2 separate regions of the Homo sapiens genome follow, and region 1 is linked to region 2. A link is a contact called in ENCODE Hi-C or POLR2A ChIA-PET data. All regions are on one chromosome and are shown on one strand. The core of a region is the stretch at or near the end of the contact, and the rest is flanking DNA. Distances in the headings are between cores, read along the strand shown. Region 1 holds the start of EGR2 (early growth response 2). Region 2 overlaps LINC02625 (long intergenic non-protein coding RNA 2625).

Region 1 (3,752 bases), core at 251-2,750, 980 kb before region 2:
TCCATTGCGGGCTGGGGCGCACTGGGAGGTAGAAGCTTTGCGCCCAGCAAGCCAGAACCTGCTGCTATTTGGACTTTGGAAAAGTTTTTAAAAATTGCTTTGGGAACGAAACAGAAGGGTTTCTACCGGGGTCTCGCAAAGTAAAACGAGTGGGTTGGGGGATGGGGATGGCGTCTTGAAAGTGATTAGAGATGCTTTCGGCCGTCACTGAGGACCGCGCTGGGCTCACCGAGGTGTTTTTTGGGGAGGGAGAGAAAATATTTATTCTAGTACGTGTATTCTGGCTCGGGTGCGGGCAGGGCGCGGTCCTGGATCCTGGGCTATGGGGGTCAGGGGGATTCTGTGGCTGCAGGGACCGGTAGTGAAGGTTAGGCCAGTGTCTTCATAGAACCTCCTGTCCAGCGAGCCCGGAGCCCGCTCTGCCGCCGGGACACTGCTGGCAACGACGGCGCGCGGACGCAGTCAACAGGGAGGTGTGTAGTGTAAGGTGTGTGAGCGGGTGTGTGAAGAGGGCAGCGGGGGCGGGAGTGTGTAGCGGAAGTGGAGCGAGTGTGAGTGTGTGTGTATGTGTGTCTGGAGGGGCAGGGTGAGTGTCCAAGCTTCCATCTGGACGCCCCCACGCAGCCGACCGCCCAGACGCGCCGGGAAGGGCGCCCGCTCCGCGCAGCAGCTGAAGGGGGGCGGGGAGCGCGCGGGCAGAGGAAGGAGGGTGTCTCCGGCTGAGGATTTCTCTCGAAGCTCCCCACAGTAATTCTGCTCCTCCTAGGGTTTACCCTCCCAGTCCCAAGGTGCCCAAAATACTTAAACAAACAAACAACCCAAACCTGTTCCGTTTTCGCTCCTGTATAAATAGAACAGACTTTCCAAAAAAGCAATACGCATTCACTCTTATCACCAGCCACTTCTTTCCACCAAGTAATTCAGAAAAAAGCAGTCAGCTTCCGTGAATGCATGTAGCTTTTTTTTTCTTCGCTGCCTCCTTTTGCTTGCGGTTTTGAGCTGCCAAGAAAGTGAGTAGGGGTTTGACTGTAGTGTCTCGGCTCCGCTCGGTTTCTTTCCGAAGTTTAATTTTCCGGAATGGCTCCCAAACAAGGGCTAGGGAGGCGGAGCCGCCGGCACCGGATCTTCGCCTTTTTTGGAAAGTCCCAGAGAACCGGAATTCCTCCCCGCCCCGGGAGGCTGAGCCGCAGCCTGGAGCAGCTCGCTCTCCTGCTGTGGCTGTGACTGGGTCCATGGCGCGCCCTCTCCCCCGCGATCCCTGCGCCCCGGACCCAGGCTGCAGCTAGGGCCGCGCGCCCGGGACCCCAGCGATCCCCGCCGCCTGCGAGCTGGAAGTCGCGAGCCCGGCGGAGTCCGCGCGGCCGAGCCCGTGTATGCAAATCAGCCATGTGACGGCAAAAGCCGCCTGGCCCAGCCCTGTTCCTCAGTCCATATATGGGCAGCGACGTCACGGGTATTGAAGACCTGCCCATAAATACTTAGAGCAACACTTTCCGTCTAACTGAGCGAGGAGCAATTGATTAATAGCTCGGCGAGGGGACTCACTGACTGTTATAATAACACTACACCAGCAACTCCTGGCTTCCCAGCAGCCGGAACACAGACAGGAGAGAGTCAGTGGCAAATAGACATTTTTCTTATTTCTTAAAAAACAGCAACTTGTTTGCTACTTTTATTTCTGTTGATTTTTTTTTCTTGGTGTGTGTGGTGGTTGTTTTTAAGTGTGGAGGGCAAAAGGAGATACCATCCCAGGCTCAGTCCAACCCCTCTCCAAAACGGCTTTTCTGACACTCCAGGTAGCGAGGGAGTTGGGTCTCCAGGTTGTGCGAGGAGCAAATGATGACCGCCAAGGCCGTAGACAAAATCCCAGTAACTCTCAGTGGTTTTGTGCACCAGCTGTCTGACAACATCTACCCGGTGGAGGACCTCGCCGCCACGTCGGTGACCATCTTTCCCAATGCCGAACTGGGAGGCCCCTTTGACCAGATGAACGGAGTGGCCGGAGGTAAGCCGCGTGTCTTCGCAGGCCCGGACCTGCGCGGCCCGGAGGTGGTGGATGGGGTGCAGTGGGTGTGCGGGAATCGCAGGAGAGGATTGGGGCTCCAGGTGGACGGTGCTGACTGCACTGGCTTTGAAGACTGGAAGTGGGTGCAGGAGGAACCTGCGACAGCTGAGACCAGGGCGCGCGGGCAGATGCGCCAGGTCGCCAGCAAACCGGCGTGCGTGCGCCCCGGCGCGCCCAGCCCCGGGCGAGCGCAGGGATGGGGGTGGAAGAGGCGTCCCCCCGGGTTTCGAGGCTTGCGTAGGCCCTCTGGCCGGCAGCACTTCGACCTCCCCTCTCCCGGGGCAGGGGCAAAGTGACGGTAAAGTTCGGGGCTCTCGGGGAGAGCTGCGCGCCTGGAGAGCCGAGCGGCGGAGAAGCGCCAGGGGAAAGCGTCGGTAGCTCCCTCCTGGGCAGAGCCGACCCCGGGAAAATCTCGGAGCGCTCCCTTCTTGCGGCCTGGAGGCGCGCCCCCACCTGCCCGCCGCCCGCGAAGTTGAGGGGGTTAGTAAGGCGGGGGCTCCGGCCGGCGGAGGCAGCGAGTGGGTGGTGGAGGAGGGCGCGCAACGGCGGGAAGCAGCCCCCGGACTGCCGAGGGAGGCCCGCGGGGGCACCGGCGACGCCGGTTTCCTTGGCGATGCTGTGGAAAGTCGTCTCTCGCGGCCCCCGCGCCTTCCTCGAGGCCGGGCCACTGGCCTTGGGCTGAGGCGGGGACGCGCGGCTGTCGGGAAAGGCGGAGAAGATTGGGAGGGCACGGAAACCTACGGACTCCTTCCTCTACATCCCCCATTCGCTCCAGCAGCCCTCGGCTGAAGCGCAGCGGGAGAGGGAGGGAGAAAAAGGCACAAGGCGCCGGGGATGGGGAGCAGCCGGGAAATCACCCACCCCCTTCTCGGGCTCTCCTCTCGGTTTGGCACCATCACGGCACTGACTGGGATAGGTCGATTCTTGGGTGGTGTTTGTCTTGGTGCCTCAGCCGTGGAACCCCCAGGCAAAAAAGAGGGAGAAAAGCTCCGGGCGGATGAGGCTTTTTAAAATATTGTTGTTGCTATTATTGGGTGTTTTTTATTGGGGACTAGAGCCACAGATGGCTGGGGGTGGAGGGGAGTTGGGAAAAGCTCATTCTGCTTTTTTGGAGGTAGTTCTTGAGTTCCATACTGTCAATGGGTTGCCACAGTTGGGCTGGCCTCTTCTTACAGTCTGTGGGCCTCAATTTCCCCACCTTTTGGACTTTGCCACAGCTCTACAGTGCTGAGACTCTCGGCCTTGGAAATGGACCTATGTGAGCGGGGGTGAGAAGGGAGTCCTGGCTGTATTTTCATTGTTCCACCTCCATTCTGCCTTTCCCCTCCCCAGATGGCATGATCAACATTGACATGACTGGAGAGAAGAGGTCGTTGGATCTCCCATATCCCAGCAGCTTTGCTCCCGTCTCTGCACCTAGAAACCAGACCTTCACTTACATGGGCAAGTTCTCCATTGACCCTCAGTACCCTGGTGCCAGCTGCTACCCAGAAGGCATAATCAATATTGTGAGTGCAGGCATCTTGCAAGGGGTCACTTCCCCAGCTTCAACCACAGCCTCATCCAGCGTCACCTCTGCCTCCCCCAACCCACTGGCCACAGGACCCCTGGGTGTGTGCACCATGTCCCAGACCCAGCCTGACCTGGACCACCTGTACTCTCCGCCACCGCCTCCTCCTCCTTATTC
Region 2 (3,662 bases), core at 195-2,694:
ACTCAGAACTGTATGCCGGGGAAGATAAAAGATATATGAAGTGTTTGTTCTAAGCGATACTATTCATTTAAAGATCATAATGTAACCCCACCCTAGCAATTATTGTGAAAAACAAGACAAATCTCCATCTATAGCTTTCTGACACAGTCTTGATTTGAGAAACAAAATAAGCACATTACTGTTATAGTCTAATAGACTGCAAGCTGTTTTATTAGAGTCAGCTGAATCCTGTTTTGCATAAAAAAGAACTCTGTTTGCTATCAAGAACACATTTACATTAATATGACTTTGACAAAGTAAAATAAAATCGCATTAAGATGATGTAAGTAGATAAGACAATGAAATCTCTGTGAGAGAGTTTTGGCACACACTAATTACAGTCAAGTCCCTGCAGAAAAAGAACATATTTTTACACCAACTATCCATGTGTTTGAAAATGTAGAGAGCCCAAAATGCAATCCTTGGTTTAGGTATTTCCTGAATACATTGTATTTCTGTGCTTCTGAGATAGGGTTTTTTTTTTTTCTTTAAAGGAGGCTGCCCGATAAATAATACTTTCATTTACAATAATACAAGCAAGTTTCTTTCTGAATACTAGCCTGTAATCATCCTGATTATTTTAAGGGACTTTCCAATACAGGGCAGCTGAAAACAACGTTTTAGATTACATGGTAATTTAGGAATGCATGAAAAGCTAAGCAGTTACCATAATAGGGTTCTGGATAAACTTCATGCTTTTTAGAGCAAAACATAACAACATATGTTTTGTGATTTGTTTCAATGATTTTTCTATATTTTTTTTGTTCAGGTTCTATCAAAATATTTGGAGGCCTCATCTGCGTACAGCATTTTTATAACCTTATTTTGAAAACTTTGATGTCTCTCTTTTTAGTTCAGTCATTAAAAGAAAGGCAATGATGGATGATGATAATGCCTCGGATTTTATGACTAATCAGTTCTTGGCAGTGGCCATATTTCTTCCGTAGTGAAACTTTAATACTCCTTTGGCCTTGCATAGGCTTAACAACAACAAAAAAATTTTTTGGAACTGTGTTACACCGGCTACTTATTAAGTATTAGCAAACAGTTATTATACAAAAGTTAGCACTCTGATTTAACACCTGACAAAATGGAGCAACCAGGAAAGATGATTTCTTCTCTTTTCTGGATTCTCACAAATTTTAGGTGCCTTGCTATTGTGTTTTTTTTCCCCCATGTTTTACATACAGGAATACGGAGAAAAGCTATTCAGATGGTAGAAATATTGAGGGGGAAAAAGTCTTGTAGGGGTGAGTTGGGCTGCCATTTGCATTTTTTCTTCCTGAACCGTCTTTTTGATGACACAATTTTTATGAAAAGCCTGATTTTCTGCCCCGAGTCTTAATGTATTGTTCTTGAAGTTGCAACAACAAACACCAGGTGTCTCCACTTAGCTGAGCTACAGGTTCTGAAAAGGAAGGCCACTTTGCCAGGAAAAGTTGAAGCTACCTTCCTTTTCCCTCCCTAGTGCTCCTGGCCGTGGCCTAGACAAGGCCAGAGGGCTGGCTGTGAGTAGGGGAGTGGAGTTTATTCTTTCATGAGTGCTCAGTTTAAAGCCTATTGACTCAGATTTGTAAGGGAACCTGATTTTTGTGTGGAAGTCATGAAGACTGGCATCCGTGGAAATACTGATACCAGTGAATTAGGCAGCTGTGGCCTGTATTGCATGCCTGTTCTACTCTGGTGGGGACCTGCCATCTTGGTTGGCAAGAAGCCCTTCCTGGGTGGATGGGGGCCTTCTTCTTTTAGGATAGCCAACTCCATGGGGACCTTCTGGCTGAGAACAACCAGATCAGAGACCCACAACCTAATGTGCTGGCTTCTTCTCTACCAGGGGCTGATGTCCCAAATCCCAAGTTGCTATTTCCATGAGCATATATTCTTCAACAAATAATCAGTTAATCTCTACTGTGTGCCAGGTACTGTCCTAAGCAGTGAAAAAACTAGAAAAACCTGCTCTCATAGAGCTTGCGTTAACATATGTCCCTTCCATTTGATGCCTGGGGTAAAAATCAATTCTGGTGTTTCTTAAAATGTGTTTTGTGGCATTCCAAGGATGGTAATAAGTATTGTGCTGAGAAATGTTTTCATATTTCATTATGCTCTGGAACTGCTGGGTTAAAAAGTGTCTAGATGCAAAACTCCTTAGTAACCTCTATATGCTAATTTGCATAGTCCCTTTCTAAGAGATGTCTTATTTCTCAAATATATTTGGCTAAGGAATAATTTTTTAAAAAATAAAAACATTCTCCAAGCCAATTTTTAAAAAACAAAATATGTCATTATTATCCTAGAGAAATATTCCAAACATTTTATTCTGTTACTCAAACACTACCTTCATAATTCTTATCCTGTCAGTTGGTCATCCTCATTATTTTTAAACCTAGAAATTACGCTGGATGTTTAAGTGAATGTTCTGAGGAATATACTTTGGGAAAAATTGCTTTGAGTAGTAGACATTCAAAGATTGGAAGATTTGGAAGCTAGAAGGAGGTAAAGAGGTTGGGGCTTAGAGGCCACCTGTAAGAGGAAAGAGATGTTTGCCCCTAAAAACGTGACTGTTGAAGCTGTGCTGGTATCCTTGCAGAAGAAAACTCTGTTCTCCATCAGTTTCTGAGCAGCCATCAAACAACTATTTTGGAAGACGGGAAAGCTAAGACATATGGGTTCCAGTCCCAGCTCTGTTTTTAACTAGCTGGGCAATCTTGGGGGTAATTTACTTACCTTTCGGTCTTAAATCTAATGCCCAATAAGTGTCGAATATACATTAAGCCACTTAATCATCAAACAGTTCTCTGAGGTAGATCATGCATCTACAATATTCCTTATAGGGAAGGAATTAGAGTAACAGATTAAGGAACTTGCCCAAGTTACACAGCTAGGAAATGATGGGCCCAATAATATTGGATGATGATCTTGAATCAGATCACTTCAAAATCTAACATTGTATGATTATAGAAGGGTGACTTTTGCTATGTTTCATATCTATTGTGATTGGCAGTCAATCCTCTAAGCAGAAATCGTTCATTAGTCAACAGAAGTACTGAGCATGTATTCTGTGTCAGACACTAGCCAAGGCCCTGACACTAGCCAAGGCCCTGGGGAATTTACGGGGAAGAAGGCAAAGTCCCTGCCCTCAGGACTTTACAGTCTAGTAGAGGGTGGAGCACAAGTAAACATGCATTCTACCTTTATAGCTAAAACATTATTATTACTAATATTTCTATAGTGAATCATTGAAATATTATGGTAGACTATTCACAAAAGCCAAAATGTGGGAACAACCCAAATGCCCATCAACTGAGGAATGGACAAACAAAATGTGGTATAGCCATATACAATGGAATATTATTCAGCCATAAAAAGTAATGAAGTACTGATGTATGGTACAACATGGATTAACCTGAAAAACGTTATGCTGAGTGAAAGAAGCCAGATACAAAGGGCCACATATTGCATAATTCCATCTATATGAAATATTCAGAGTAGGCATATTTATAGAGACAGAGGACAGATTAGTGGTAGCCAAGATCTGGGGGACGGGGAGAATGGGGAGGGACAGCTTAATGGGTACAGTGTTTCCTTTTGGAATGATGAAATGTTCTGCAATGCTTGCACAACAT

The links. A loop is a pair of places that touch in the nucleus more often than their neighbours do. ChIA-PET counts read pairs that join two places held with the same protein, here RNA polymerase II (POLR2A).
Region 1: a loop to region 2 is called in a map of Caco-2, with 5 times the contacts of the local background. The contact joins the promoter of EGR2 here to the enhancer-like site in region 2. A Hi-C loop is called at or near these places in 1 of 168 maps with a recorded cell type or tissue (Caco-2). POLR2A ChIA-PET finds 5 or more read pairs at or near these places in 1 of 52 experiments (AG04449).

What each region holds. Positions count from the first base shown.
Region 1 is chr10:62,814,114-62,817,865 of GRCh38, reverse strand. EGR2 (early growth response 2) reads left to right here and starts at 1,500. Exons shown (of 2, transcript NM_000399.5): 1 at 1,500-2,005; 2 at 3,398-3,752. The coding sequence starts at 1,837. RefSeq lists enhancers at 1-19, 1-654 and silencers at 680-759, 1,050-1,479, 2,500-2,589.
Region 2 is chr10:61,833,058-61,836,719 of GRCh38, reverse strand. The region is part of intron 2 of LINC02625 (long intergenic non-protein coding RNA 2625); the gene reads left to right. Among named protein-coding and RNA genes, the nearest start is that of LINC02625, 33 kb to the left of the region's middle. Within about 2 kb of position 1,444, at least 11 of the 41 ENCODE cell types and tissues checked have a DNase peak (open chromatin) inside an H3K27ac peak, as active enhancers do.